5 separate regions of the Homo sapiens genome follow, and regions 1, 2, 3 and 5 are each linked to region 4. Evidence: chromatin contacts called from ENCODE Hi-C or POLR2A ChIA-PET data. All regions are on one chromosome and are shown on one strand. Each heading gives the region's core, a stretch centred on a gene start or an enhancer-like site at or near the end of the contact. The rest is flanking DNA. Distances are from core to core; before and after follow the strand shown.

Region 1 (2,700 bases), core at 190-2,689, 260 kb after region 4:
AAGGCACACTTGATCCTGTCGGGAACACGTTCACACAGAAGCACCAGATGCACTGCTGATGGGTTTTTTGTTTGTAGACAGGGTCTCACTGTGTTGCCCAGGCTGGCCTCGAACTCCTAGGCTCAAGTGATCCTTCTGCCTCAGCCTCCCAAAGTGCTGGGATTACAGGCGTGAGCCACCACGCCTGGCCGCTTGCTGACATGTTTTTGCTTTGGGGCAGTCTCATAGGAGCTTTAGGTCTCACAGCACAAACCCCTCGGAGTCAGCCCAGGCCCATGCCATGTGCAGACTTTGGCAGTTTCCCAATCTTGGTATAAAGGTAAACGATTCTCTTCCCAGGGGTTCGGGCCGGCCTAGTGCTGTTAGAGGCTGTATTCTAGGAAAGCCTATGACGGTTTGGGAAACTGGGCCATGCTGAGTGCCTGTAGACAGCGTTCCCGGAAGAGGAAAAAGCAACCTTTGTCTTTATGTGGGAATCTCTAAGCAATATTTTTGGCTTTGTTTACATTTGAAGGTTAGATATGTGTCAATCCACGTGATTGACATTGAACATGGAAAATGAGAATGAAAGTTTTGTCTGGAAGATTTATTTAGGAGGTTTGGAGACAGTTCTTGCACTACAGAAAGGTGGGCTGGAAATAGGTACCAATTTGCCTTAAAACGTTTCTTTTAAAATACCTGGCTTTTAAGGAGTTCAGACTGAGATGCCAAGATCTGAAGTCTGTGCTTGATTACTGAGCAGGGACAGGAAGTGCTCGGTGACTGGGGAGGCGGGGCTCAGGCCTCGCTCCCCACGGTGCCCCACGGTGGCTCCTCCTCCGCGCTAAGCCAGGGCGTGGCTTCAGCAGCGCTTCTTAGAGGAGCCGGAAAGGCGCCCCTGCACCGTGGGGGAGGCTGCAGGAGACCTGCCGCCTGCCTGTGGTTCTGTCGGCCATGGCGCTGCTCACAAACCTGCATCCGAATACATTTGCAAGGCGCAGCCACCCAAAAAGTGTAGTTCCTACCTTTGTTCTGTTTTAAATTCAGTGCAAACATAAATTATCCTGAGGGTCTTAATGCTACCTAATTTTGAGCCCCAGAGAGCCTTGGGGGAAGTGAGCAGAGGTTTCGGAATCACAGCCCCCTCTGGCTCGTCCCTTCTGCAACTTCACCTACACAGAGAGACACCTGCTACCTGGACGGAGCAAGGGTGAGCTGGGCGCAGAAGAAACACACGCCTTTGGGGAAAGCTAGGAGCAGTAGACAGCCTAGGCAATGTATGTTCTGGAAGGGTGTCCCAGGGTTTCTCAGGGTGCAGCCTCCATTCCTTCCTTCGATTTGACCCGGGACCAGCCTAGATGAGGGGGCCTGTGGAGAGCTGGAACTGGAAACAGGTTCTCAAGGGCAGGGCTCGGCACAGCGTGGCAGCCAGGGGCTGTGCGGACTGAAGGGATGCGGCCCTGTCCTAGGCTGAGACGTCCGTCCAGCAGGTGCCGCAGGGAGGAAGGGAGCCTTCCCCATCCCCGACGGGGACAGTGGGTCCGTGTTTCCTCCCACAGCTTTCGGCCCCTTAGCTCTGAGGACAAGGATAGGGTCCTTCCTCTGCTTCTTCTGTACCTTTTGTGGTCCGGAGATGTCCCCGGCGGAGGTCACTATACCATCTGGAGGTCTAACGGGAGGCAGGAGTGCTCAAGTCAAGGCCGAATGGGCACTCAGTGGGACCCTGGAGAAGCAGCTGACACACCAAGGGGCTGCCACGTGCCTGCTGGCAGCCTTCACACGCTCATCCCGGGTCTCAGAGGGCGCTGGCAACACAGATCCCTGCCTCCCCTATCGGGAAAGCGTTTTAGGACCAGGGAAAAGGAGGCCTCCCCCAGGCGAGTGCGCAGAGCCAGGGAACCCGTCTGGATGGTGGCTCTTTCCCACCATCCTTCTCTGGCAGCAGCAGTTCAAAGTGGAGCTTCCAGGCTGTCCCATACATTTCACGATTTCTGAGTCTTTCGCTTCAATTTAAAAAAAGCTGGGGGCACGACCGAATCCTGCCTCTGTCCACCGCCATCTCGTTCCTCATCGCAGGGGGCCCTTCTTGCTCCCTCCACTGCTGCGCTCTGCCGTCTGCTCCCGCCAGGGGTCCCCACCACCTCTGCGGACGGAGGAGCCGCCTCCCAGGCCCGGGCGTGCCCAGGGCGGGTGGAGGGCGTGGGGCGGGCCGGTATTTCCTGACCCGCTGGAGGAGCCGGCCCCACAGGCTTGTGGCCTCCCCGGAGCCGGTGAGTCAGGAACTTCCTACTTCAAGAGGCTTCCCCAGTGCAGCAGAAAACAAACTAGTCGCCCCCAATGCTCCCGACCTCTGTGATGTCCACACCCGCGGAAATGGGGGCCCCAAACCAGCAGGCTCTGTTCTAGGCTTCTCAGCGCTGGTGCGGCTCTTGGAGAAGGCTCGGCAGGGGCGGGTGGGGCATGGGGGGGTTCACAGGTGGAGACAGCCCGTCTCCGCCCCACAGACGGCTGGGCGCAGTCCCGAAATATTCTTCCCAAGTGGACTTTTTTGCTGACAACCTAGAGGAGAGGGTTTCGGGTAGGATAACAGTAGATCCACCTTGTTCCCTTGTGCCACACTGTGTCACACTGGGAACCAGCAATTCTCAATGGTGCCTTGAAGCCAACTGCACGCACTTGTGGTTAGAGGTTACCAATGGCCCCATATTGGTGCCCTCACCT
Region 2 (2,700 bases), core at 126-2,625, 500 kb after region 4:
CTTCTGTGAGTGTGGACCTCGAATGCTTGCAGCATCTGCCAGAGAAGAGGACAGAAGTCAGTAATTTCCCTGTGTGGCTTTATTTTGCTATTACTACTGGTAAATATTCCTCAAAGCCTGAGCATAAGAAATAAAATCTTTGGAGATTGAAATCAAGGGCTTATGTCTGTGGATAGGGTGAGGAAGGGTTAAGAACAACCTGACTAAAGTGTCTTGTGCTCCCGGTGGGTGTGGCTGTTAGCAATATCTTGGTCACCTGGAGAGAGAGAAGAAATTCAAGTGTAACTAGCAGAGTAGCCATGTCTCTCCGCTGCACGTATTAATTCACACTGTAAGTGTCACATACTTTTCTTTGAGTGATTCTGTTTTCTGTTTCCTAGTTCATTTGTGAAAGCAAATTGTTAAAGTGGTGTCCTAATTTTAATGTTGATCTGATTTCCTGTTTCTTTCCTCCTCATGCAGATTGTGTGTTACATATACTTCACTAGGATCATTGCATTTCTCCTCAAACTCGCTGTTCCATTCCAGTGGAAGTGGCTCTACCAGGTACGCTGCTCACAGGGCAGAATGCCAGAGAATTTATGCCTGAGGATAAAGTCTTGAAGTGTAACTTAACAGTTGTTACTAATTTATCTGGGAATGACCACTAAGACCTTCCATCTCTTCTTTTTTTTAACTAAAAATTTTTTTTTTAGTTTTTGAGACAGGGTCTCACTCTGTCACCCAGGCTGGAGTGCAGTGGCGCAATCTCAGCTCACTGCAACCTCCACCTCCCGGGTTCAAGCGATTCTCCTGCCTCAGCCTCCTGAGTAGCTGGGATTATAGGGATGCACCACCATGCCCAGTTAATTTTTGTTTTTTTAGTAGAGATGGGGCTTTGCAGTGTTGGCCAGGCTGGTCTCAAACACCTGATCTCAAGTGATCCGCCCACCTTGGCCTCCCAGTGTTCTGGGATTACAGGTGTGAGCCACCACACTTGGCCTCCTTCCATCTCTTCTGGCCTATAATTGAGATGATCTGTTTGTCCAGAAATGCTGCTGGATTCTATGAGGAATCTGAAAATAATTGCATTCTTGATTTTAGTTTTCAGTCTTAAAAGTCAAGAGAAAAGCTTCAGGTAGAGAAAGATTTGCCCTGAATCATTAGAACTTAGATGAGATGTGGTCCTTTCCTTTAGTTACAGGGCTGAGTAGTTAGAATTCAGGCTGCCCTTCTTCTTTGCCCATTTTATTATTTCGATAATAAGTATCTTTGCGACAAACTAGAACTAGCTTAACTACTAGAGGAAGCCACCAAATGACTTTTTTCTTGAATAACTCACTGGGTGCTGTAGGCACTGTGGGAGGAAGTGGGTATGTGGTGAGCTCTTAAAAGCTACCCATGAAGACTGGTGAAAGCACAGCAGAGCACAGCCTCGGAAATGTCAGCCCTGGGCAGGACACTCCTCGTTTAGGCCTCGGCAAGTCTAAGGAAAATGCCCTGTAGCAGGAAGTGGCATCTGAGTAAAGAACCATCGAGTGGTGGGTTGTGGGGAAATATGTCAGTTTGTTGAATTCCACTGCTTTCTGAAGAACAGTGTTGCTAATCTCTTTATTTTGGGGTGGTTTTTAAACTTGCAGCTCCTGGATGAAACGGCCACACTGGTCTTCTTTGTTCTAACGGGGTATAAATTCCGTCCGGCTTCAGATAACCCCTACCTACAACTTTCTCAGGAAGAAGAAGACTTGGAAATGGAGTCCGTGTAAGAAATCTTTCTTCCCTCTTCCTTAGCCCTGACCCCTTTGCCTAACACAAAGCAGCACAGTGTGAATCGGGTCGGCTGCTCTCAGCATTTCGTGGCTGCAGGGGTGGTTCCTCTATTTTTAGCAGAAGGAAGCGGACACTGGAGCCCCAGGCTGTCTGATCTGGTTTGAAGTACAGTATCTGCCAAACCTAGCTGGGTCTTGTCAGGGAAGATGGAACTTGCCGTTCCACTAAGCATCATTGGAGCCTGCTTTCAAGAACTCAGTGGCAAGAACTTAGGAATATACGTGGCCAGTTCACGAGGGAGAACAGGGGGCCGACTTTCTGTCAGGCCCGCCATCAGGCGCTTACGTCTGAAAATGGAATCTTCTGAGTCATCTCTAAGTCTGCTAATGATCCTCAGACATCCTCTATCGTCAGATAACTGCGTGGCTTTTCACAGCACAATGACTTTGACCTATATCTGAGCACTAATAGGGGCTTTTCTGAGTCACACAGTGAATGACTCTAGGGTCCTATTTTCTGGGAAAGGGCCATCATTGTCTAGAAAAATGAGTAGTGATTAAGCATATTTGCTTGTTAACTGAAATTTGATAAGCCAGGTCAATGCTGTGTTTGATGATTAGCCTAAGGCAGAGTTTTCCCTTCTTGGTTCACTGGTATCAAGTGTTCTGCCCCCAGCCCTGGCAGCCTTTGAATTCTTCCCAATTCAGAGGCTGAGACTCGGCCCATGCTAAGCTCTGCTTGGCTGTCAGCGGGTCAGGCAGCATGGGACAGCTCTCTCTGCTCAGCTCCACGGCAACAGTAAAGGAAGGCAGGTCCTGCCAGCGGGCGCCAAACAGCATCTCCCCATGCAGAGGAAGAAACACCTCCTTCTAAACAGTGGAGAGGAGTGCAGGAGGCCCATCAGCTGTGCCTTTCCCAGAAGTGGCAGGATCTGAGCAAGTGTCTGTTGGT
Region 3 (2,700 bases), core at 99-2,598, 310 kb after region 4:
TGGGCATGGTGGTATGTGCCTATAGTTCCAGTTACTCAGGAGGCTGAGGCAGGAGGATTGCTTGAGCCTGGGAGGCTGAGGCTGCAGTGAGCTGTGATCACTACCACTGCATTCCAGCCTGCGCAACAGAACGAGACCCTGTGTCAAAAAATAATAATAACAAATAAATTGGCTGGGCGCGGTGGCTCACGCCTGTAATCCTAACACTTTGGGAGGCTGAGGTGGGCAGATCACAAGATCAGGAGATCAAGACCATCCTGGCTAACATGGTGAAACCCCGTCTCTACTAAAAAAAATACAAAAAATTAGCCGGGTGTGGTGGTGGGTGCCTGTAGTCCCAGCTACTCGGGAGGCTGAGGCACGAGAATGGCGTGAACCCGGGAGGCGGAGCTTGCAATGAGCCGAGATCGCGCCACTATACTCCAGCCTGGGCGACAGAGCAAGACTCCGTCTCAAAAAATAATAATAATAAAATAATAAATAAATAAATAAATAAATTAGTTGGGTGTGGTGATGTGTGCCTGTGGTCCCAGCTACTTGGGAGACTGAGGTGGGAGGATTGCTTGAGCTCAGGAGGTCAAGTATACAGTAAGCTGTGACTGCGCCACTGCACTCCAGCCTGGGTAACAGAGCAAGACTGTTTCAAAAAACAAAACAAAACACCAAACAAACAAAAACAAGAAAATTAAGACCTAATCATGAAAGAAAGAAAATCAGAAACACAAGAAAAAGACAGAAAAGAAGAAAAGAGAGAAAGAAAGGGAAGAAAGAACGAAAGAGGCCAGGTGCGGTGCCTCACGCCTGTAATCCCAGCACTTTGGGAGGCTGAGGCGGGTGGATGACGAGGTCAAGAGATTGAGACCATCCTGGCCAACATGGTGAAACCCCGTCTCTACTAAAAATACAAAAATTAGATGGGCGTGGTGGTGGGCGCCTTTAGTCCCAGCTACTTGGGAGGCCGAGACAGGAGAATCGCTTGAACCCAGGAGCCGGAGGTTGCAGCGAGCCGAGATCGCACCACTGCACTCCAGCCTGGGCGACTGAGCCAGACTATCTCTCTCAAAAAAAAGAAAAGAAAAAAAAAGAACAAACGAATGAAAGAGAAAGAAAGAGAAAGTGAAAGAGAGAAAGAAAAAGGAAGGAAGAAAGAAAAGAAAAGAAACACATGAGAGGAAAGCTGAAGTATTTGTTCCACTTTCTTCTTGATGGGAACATTTAGTATTGGCTTTTTTTTTCATGTCAATCTTCTTTATTGGTTTCCTGCCTATGTGACTTGAAGGGTTAACCTGAATTTCACTTCACACATTTTACTCATACTCATCTGGTGAAAGCCTAAGGTAATTCACAGTTGCTTCCCTTATTTTCTTCCCTATTCACACGTGAACACTTCCCAAATGAAGGTAACAATATCAGTATTTCCAAACACATTTCCTTATTACTGAGGTTTTTTGAGTTTCTTAAGGCCTTTGGATCTGTCGGTGCCATTTTATCCTCTTTTCATCTACCCTCAGTTGATTTCAGCTGCCGCATTCTTCCTCTTTGTTGGTGGCCTGTTAACTCCCTTCCTGACCATATGCCTTGGCGTCTGCTTCTTCCTGTGTCCACTAGTAAATATATTAGTCTAGCCCCAAAATGTTAAGTACCCAGCTACCCTCAAAAATCCACCCCCTTCCAACACACAGTAGCCCTCCTCTGTTTAAATAATAGCTTTCCCACCTACATGCATTCCATCTGTTCCCCGAGCCCGTCCAGCACAAATGCCCTATTAACTCTTCAGCTGCTGAGTTTCATCATGTATCATTTCGCTATGAATGTTTAAAAAAAAATTCCCATTAGACCTCAAATTTCTAAAACAGTCTCTATTTTATTCACAAGGCTTCCTCAGAAAGTCTCACAAAAATCCAGTGGGGGATTTCTTCATCTCTTCTGTAAAGAACAGCAAGAGCTCAGGAGGTAGTTTCCCCGTTTATTTTGAAGATTCTATCTAAGTGAGTTTTTAAAATAACTTAAGATCTCAAACAGGCATCACATCAGAATGCCATCATTATATATAATATGTATGCATGTACTTACACGCACACACATACACACACACACAACCCATGAGAGCAGATAAAAGCTTTCTGACAATAAATCCACTCACGCCAATATTTTAGAATATTTTACCCAAGTAGAATATTTTACCCATGAAAGCTGGTGCCAGAGGTACCCCACCCAGCACCATTTGGTTGGAAGTGGCTGTGATCCTCTTCCTGTAGCTCCACAGAATCCCTAATCATGTTTTAGCTTTAGCTGCATAATTCCTTCTGTAAGCATATTACCTCCTAATAGATTCATAATGCCCTTTGCCCTGTTTCTATGCAGTAATCCTGAAAACATAACAAGGGCCCTAGACGTGAACTGTGGAAGACGCTGAATAAGGACCAACATGTCTACAGTCCAGCCTAGAAAGTAAGCTGTGTAGAAGATAATAAATCAAAGTATATTTTAGACGGTCTGCCTTTTATGTTAAAGGAACACTGTCTCTCCAGGAGTTTTTCTTCCATGCTTGGACATACAATTGCAAAGGACGATCTATTTCTACAGTCTCACTCACTCTCACTGACTACAAGGATAGGGAAACCTTCAAAAACAGCAAAATACTGTGATACATCAGATTCTCCAAAGCCGCAGCAAAAAGACAGGACTGTCTTTTTCTCA
Region 4 (2,700 bases), core at 199-2,698:
TGCCTCCTAGGTTCAGGCTATTCTCCTGCCTCAGCCTCAGAGTAGCTGGGACTACAGGCATGCACCACCATCCCTGGCTAATTTTGTATTTTTAGTAGAGACGGGGTTTTGCCATGTTGGCCAGGCTGGTCTCAAATTCCTGACCTCAGGTGATCCGCCTGCCTTGGCCTCCCAAAATGCTGGGATTAGAGTCGTGCACCACCGTGCCCTGCCAACACAAGGATATTATTAATAGTATAGGAAAAATGAACTTAAGATGGATATTGTCATTATAACAGCTTCCATTTCCTGAGAACCCACTGCAGGTGCTGAGCTGAAGGTCTGACGTGCAATGTCCCACAAGTTTAACCCTCTCAGAGCATCAGAAGTTGAGTAATTATTACGTTGCTCAACTTCCTCTTCTGACAGGAGACTGAAGCTCGGAAATGTTAACAGGCTCTACCCACCTGCAAGCTCCCGTTTCCATCACCGCTGCCTCGGAGATAGCTCCAGAATTTCTTTGCATGGGAGGAGCCTAGGGAAGGGCCACGCTTTTGGAATGGAAACGTCATGGGCTTGTTTTGCTCATTTCAGTGGGAATCCCATGGCACTGCCGAGAGTATTTCTTTTTATTTTATTTATTTTGGGGGGTCGGTATTATTTTAAGATGCTAATGGAGATGGGTGGATTTGAGGACCAATGGCTTTTTTTTCCCTTTTTACTCAAAGCCCGCACAACACACTCGTTTTTAGAAGTCCAGCCTGCAGCCTCCAAACGAACTGTTGTACGTGCTGGGGACGGGGAGAGGGCGACGCTGCGGCTCTTTTCCGTTCGGGAGGTCCTTCTAGATTCCCAAAAGTCAATTTAGTCAAGTTTTGAGCTGTAACCTGTGTTGGGCGCGGTGGCTCACGCATGTAATCCCAGCAGTCTGGAAGGCCGAGGTGGAAGCCTCGCTTGAGGCCAGGAGTTCAAGATCAGCCTGAGCAACAGGGTGAGACCCCGTCTCTAATTTTTTTTTTTTAAAGAAGTCAAATTAGGCCAGGTGCGGTGGCTCACGCCTATAATCCCAACACTTCGGAAGGCAGAGGCGGGCGGATCACTTGAAGTCAGGAGTTCGAGACCAGCCTGGCCAACATGGTGAAAACCCGTCTCTACTAAAAATACAAAAATTAGCTGGGTGTGGTAGCTCACGCCTGTAGTCCCAGGTACTCTGGAGGCTGACGCAGGAGAATCGCTGGAACCTGGGAGGCAGAGGTTGCGGTGAGCCGAGATCGCGCCACTGCACTCCAGCCTGCTTGACAGAGCAAGATTCTATCTCAAAAAAAAAAAAAAAAAAATTTAAATTATTTTTCAAAAGAAGTTAAGTTAAATCCGGAGCCCGCGCGGGGGAGGGGCGAGCTGAGCGAGGGGGTGGAGCCAGCCATGGGCCCGCCCCTAAACGCCCGGAAGTGACGTTGGCGGACAAAGGCAGCGCGCGCCGCGAGCTGTCGCGTCTGGTCGTGGTCTGGCGGAGCTGCGGTTGGCTTGTGGCGTCTCCGCCGCCGCCGCCCTCCCTTCCTCTTCCCCATCTTCTTCTCTCGGTCCCGGGAGCCCCCGCCCGGAGTGAGTAGCGCGAGGCGGTGCGAAGGGTAGGCAGCCGCTGGGAGAGGGGAGGCTGCGACCCCTAACTGTTTCGGCGCCCTGAGGTCCCGGGTCCCCGGCTCGTCACGTGACCCGGCGCGTGCGCGCGGGCCGGCACAGGCCTCACGTGCGCGTCCCCAAGAGGTCTACGGGCCGGACCTGGGCAGGGACTACGGAGCAGTCCATGGGTCGGGGTACAGGAGGAAAGTCAAGGCACTCAAAGCCCAGGCAGGGCACTCCCCCACCCCGGTCCCCAGACCGCAGCAAATCCCTTTCTCTGAGCCTGTTTCCCTTCCGAGAAACAGGGATATGGAGAGCGCCCACTTGGAGGATGGATGGGAGGAATCGGTAAAATCGGTAAAATGCCCAGTTCAGAGCCTGGCACAGTTAAGTGCCCGCTGCACAGAAGTTGCTGTCGTATTTAACCTTGGGTGCCACCCGAGCGCCAGCCCGACACAGGTGCAGCTCAAAAAAGACAGCCCGAGAGCCCTTGCGGCCAAGGTCAGCCTGTCTGCAGGGAGGCTGCCATATCGAAAAGCCCAGACTTTGCTGCGCACCAACTGTGTGATCTCTCCCTCTGGACTTTGGTTTCTCCTCTGTACTATAAGTGATTGCCACAACTGGTGTCAGAGGCCCTGACAGCGGGGAGGGACAGTGTAACCGGTGGTTGTGGTGTGTAGAATGATTGCCCAGTGAGATGGGATGAGCCTCTGGGAGGAACCAGGGCTGGTATAAGGAGCCTGGATTCCCTCCTTAATTCTGTTCTCGGCTTCCTGTTTGTATGTTTAAAGACACGTCACTTCCTTTAGTGTGCTGGTTTTTCTCTATGTAAACTGAGGACTGTGCGGGGGTTGGAAGGATGCATGGAGCGTTTTGGTGGAGGCCGGAAGCCCTAGGATCACAAGGATGGCATCTAAAAAATCTCGGTGGGGGTTCTGTGCTTATAGGCAGAGGAAGCTCACTCCCCACTCTGGCTGATTTGCAGAGCTGTTTGAGTCTGCTGGCTTGGCCGCCCAGCATACCAGTAACAGTCCCCTAGGTGTGTCCAATACAGCTTCTGTGGCATTCTAAGGCAGTTTTCCCATTTGATCCTCATAGTGG
Region 5 (2,700 bases), core at 51-2,550, 390 kb after region 4:
CAACAGTATACAAGGATCCCTAACTTGCTGAACCCTGACTAGGACTGAATACTACCATTTGCAAAACAAAAAAACTACCTTATTTGGTAGGCAAATTGCTTTTTTTGCATTTATTTCTTTTGTTTTGTTTTGTTTTGGAGATAGGGTCTCACTCTGTTGCCTGGACTGGAATGCATTGGCACAATTTCGGCTCGCTGTAACCTCAACCTCCTGGGCTCAGGTGATCCTCCCACCTCAGCCTCCTGAGTAGCTGGGACTACAGGCGCAAGCCACCATGCCTGGCTAATTTTTGTATCTTTTGTAGAGATGGGGTTTTGCCATATTGCCCAGGCTGGTCTTGAACTCCTGGGCTCAAGCAATGCACCTGCCTCGGTCTCCCAAAGTGCATTTATTTAATTATTCATGAAATTAATGTTTTAGACATTTTCATTTGGAATTTGGAATTCCTTTTGTAACTGTTCTCTTCTTAATCTTTGTTCATTCATCTATTAGAAATTTTGTATTTATTGTTTTGCATAAACTTCTTATATATTAAGGTAACTGTCTTATTTTGAATAAATGTTTATCTAGTTTGATTTAAAATTTTATATATTATTGTTACAGACTGAATGTTTATGCCTCCCTTTCCCAATTCATATGTTGAAACCTAATCCCCAGTGCAGTGGTACCTGGAGGTGGGCCCTTTGGGAGGTGATTAGGTCATGAGGGTGGGCCCCTTGTGAATGGGATTAGTGCCCTTTTAATACTCCTTTTGTGAAACTCCACTTACCAGGAGGTGCTCTTGGCATTGTTCAGGTAGTTCTAACATGAGTTTCTTCTTCACAATACCTGATTCATCACATCCCCCACTATCAGTCAAGACATACTGCACTACCAATCTAGATGTCCTTTGAAAATATTTGCTGAGGCCGGGCATGGGGGCTCACACCTGTAATCCCAGCACTTTGGGAGGCCGAGGCTGGCGGATCACCTGAGGCTGGGAGTTCAACACCAGCCTGACCAACATGGAGAAACCCTGTCTCTACTAAAAACACAAAATTAGCTGGGCGTGGTGGTGCACGCCTGTAATTAGAGCTACTCAGGAGGCTGAGGCAGGAGAATCGCTTGAACCTGGGAGGAGGAGGTTGCGGTGAGCCAAGATCTCGCCATTGCACTCTAGCCTGGACAACAAGAGCAAAACTCTGTCTCAAAAAAAGAAAAGAAAAGAAAATATTTGCTTAATGCATGAATGAGTCAATGGAAACTTCTACTGAATTCTTTCTAGCCTGTGGTCAGAGTTGGTTTTGTTCACATACGTAGTTTATTATGTTGGGTTTCAGGAATGTGCCAGTGACTCTGCAAGGTGCTGGGGATGTAACTGTGAACAGAAGAGTCCCCTGATCTCATGGAGCTGTTAAAAATGTCATTTGGCAGAGCAGGGTGGCTCATGTCTATAATGACAACACTTTGGTAGGCTGAGGTGGGAGAATCACTTGAGCACAGGAGATTGAGACCAGCCTCAGCAACATAGCAAGACCCCATCTCTTTTAAAAAAAAGGTAATTTATGAAGAGCATGCAATAACGTGAGAATTTTACCTATTAAAAAATAATTCAATCATACCATAAGGAGTTCTTCAAGTCCCTGAGATCAGCTGCAAAAAAAAGCTAAAAGTCTCTAGTACATGGCTGCCTTCCCTAAGCTGTTGCCAAAGAATGTGAGATATCTAAGTGTTTATATACCTATAAACCTAGCACAAGTGTTTTCTTTTCATTAATTATACACGGGTAGTTGGTTCTACTTAATAACTGAACAGTATTCAGCTTTAAAAAATAAACATTAACAGATATTTCAAAGAAATCCCACCATGTTTGGCTCTATTTTTAAGTGGCTTTAAATTATTTGTTGCTTCATCTCATTTCAATGTTTTGAGCTCCTATTTCTGTTACAAATTTCTTCTAGGCAAATGTGAATGTAATTAACACACTAATATCATGTTTTAAAAACAAATCCAGGCTGGGTGCGGTAGCTCACGCCTGTAATCTCAGCACTTTGGGAGGCCAAGGCAGGAGGATCACTTGAGGTTGGGAGTTCAAGACCAGCCTGGCCAACATCGCGAAACCCAGTCTCTACTAAAAATACAAAAATTACCCAGGTATGGTGGTGGGTGCCTGTAGTCCCAGCTACTCTGGAGGCTAAGGCAGGAGAATCACTTGAACCCGGAAGGCAGAGGTTGCAGTGAGCTAAGATCGCACTACTGCACTCCAGCCCGGGTGACAGAGTGAGACTCCATCAAAAAAATAAAAAACAATGGACATCATGGTCTGGTCTAACGTGGTTTTTTTTTTTTTTTTTTTTTACCTCCCCAATACAACACTCTTCTTTTTTTTTTTTTTTTGAGACAGAGTTTCACTCTGTCGCCCAGGCTGGAGTGCAGCGGTGCAATCTCGGCTCACTGCAAGCTCTGCCTCCTGGGTTCATGCCCTTCTCCTGCCTCAGCCTCCCAAGTAGCTGGGACTACAGGCACCTGCCACCACGCCTGGCTAATTTTTTAATATTTTTAGTAGAGACAGAGTTTCACTGTGTTAGCCAGGATGGTCTCGATCTCCTGACCTTGTGATCCACCCACCTCGGCCTCCCAAAGTGCTGGGATTACAGGCCTGAGCCACTGGGCCCGGCTAATACTCTTCCCTTTTGTTTAAAAAAAAAAGTGTGTTTAAAG

The links. A loop is a pair of places that touch in the nucleus more often than their neighbours do. ChIA-PET counts read pairs that join two places held with the same protein, here RNA polymerase II (POLR2A). Pooled maps may share reads with other maps.
Region 1: a loop to region 4 is called in a map of naive thymus-derived CD4-positive, alpha-beta T cell, with 4 times the contacts of the local background. The contact joins the enhancer-like site here to the promoter of NTMT1 in region 4. A Hi-C loop is called at or near these places in 1 of 168 maps with a recorded cell type or tissue (naive thymus-derived CD4-positive, alpha-beta T cell) and 8 of 50 pooled maps. POLR2A ChIA-PET finds 5 or more read pairs at or near these places in 2 of 52 experiments (H1 and activated naive CD8-positive, alpha-beta T cell).
Region 2: a loop to region 4 is called in a pooled map, with 5 times the contacts of the local background. The contact joins the enhancer-like site here to the promoter of NTMT1 in region 4. A Hi-C loop is called at or near these places in 2 of 50 pooled maps. POLR2A ChIA-PET finds 5 or more read pairs at or near these places in 4 of 52 experiments (GM10248, PC-9, T-cell and 1 more).
Region 3: a loop to region 4 is called in a pooled map, with 4 times the contacts of the local background. The contact joins the enhancer-like site here to the promoter of NTMT1 in region 4. A Hi-C loop is called at or near these places in 1 of 168 maps with a recorded cell type or tissue (CD8-positive, alpha-beta T cell) and 4 of 50 pooled maps. POLR2A ChIA-PET finds 5 or more read pairs at or near these places in 1 of 52 experiments (BJ).
Region 5: a map with no recorded cell type shows a loop between it and region 4 (4-fold over the local background). The contact joins the enhancer-like site here to the promoter of NTMT1 in region 4. A Hi-C loop is called at or near these places in 1 of 37 single-sample maps with no recorded cell type. POLR2A ChIA-PET finds 5 or more read pairs at or near these places in 1 of 52 experiments (MCF 10A).

Annotation. Positions count from the first base shown.
Region 1 is chr9:129,883,757-129,886,456 of GRCh38, forward strand. No RefSeq gene overlaps it. Among named protein-coding and RNA genes, the nearest start is that of MIR6855, 16 kb to the left of the region's middle. RefSeq lists enhancers at 654-948, 940-1,249, 1,048-1,729, 1,780-1,829 and a silencer at 2,020-2,269. Within about 2 kb of position 1,440, at least 36 of the 41 ENCODE cell types and tissues checked have a DNase peak (open chromatin) inside an H3K27ac peak, as active enhancers do.
Region 2 is chr9:130,127,021-130,129,720 of GRCh38, forward strand. GPR107 (G protein-coupled receptor 107) reads left to right here. Exons shown (of 18, transcript NM_020960.5): 16 at 463-546; 17 at 1,620-1,741. Among named protein-coding and RNA genes, the nearest start is that of GPRACR, 16 kb to the right of the region's middle. RefSeq lists an enhancer at 1,938-2,157. Within about 2 kb of position 1,376, at least 28 of the 41 ENCODE cell types and tissues checked have a DNase peak (open chromatin) inside an H3K27ac peak, as active enhancers do; they include PC-9, where a contact is called at or near this core.
Region 3 is chr9:129,931,152-129,933,851 of GRCh38, forward strand. The region is part of intron 6 of FNBP1 (formin binding protein 1); the gene reads right to left. Among named protein-coding and RNA genes, the nearest start is that of MIR6855, 63 kb to the left of the region's middle. RefSeq lists enhancers at 1,477-1,546, 1,687-1,786, 1,807-1,866, 1,887-2,036. Within about 2 kb of position 1,349, at least 7 of the 41 ENCODE cell types and tissues checked have a DNase peak (open chromatin) inside an H3K27ac peak, as active enhancers do; they include CD8-positive, alpha-beta T cell, where a contact is called at or near this core.
Region 4 is chr9:129,624,715-129,627,414 of GRCh38, forward strand. It overlaps NTMT1 (N-terminal Xaa-Pro-Lys N-methyltransferase 1), which reads left to right and starts at 1,449. Exons shown (of 4, transcript NM_014064.4): 1 at 1,449-1,581. RefSeq lists an enhancer at 1,422-1,960 and a silencer at 1,574-1,813.
Region 5 is chr9:130,015,556-130,018,255 of GRCh38, forward strand. The region is part of intron 1 of FNBP1 (formin binding protein 1); the gene reads right to left. Among named protein-coding and RNA genes, the nearest start is that of FNBP1, 26 kb to the right of the region's middle. Within about 2 kb of position 1,301, at least 5 of the 41 ENCODE cell types and tissues checked have a DNase peak (open chromatin) inside an H3K27ac peak, as active enhancers do.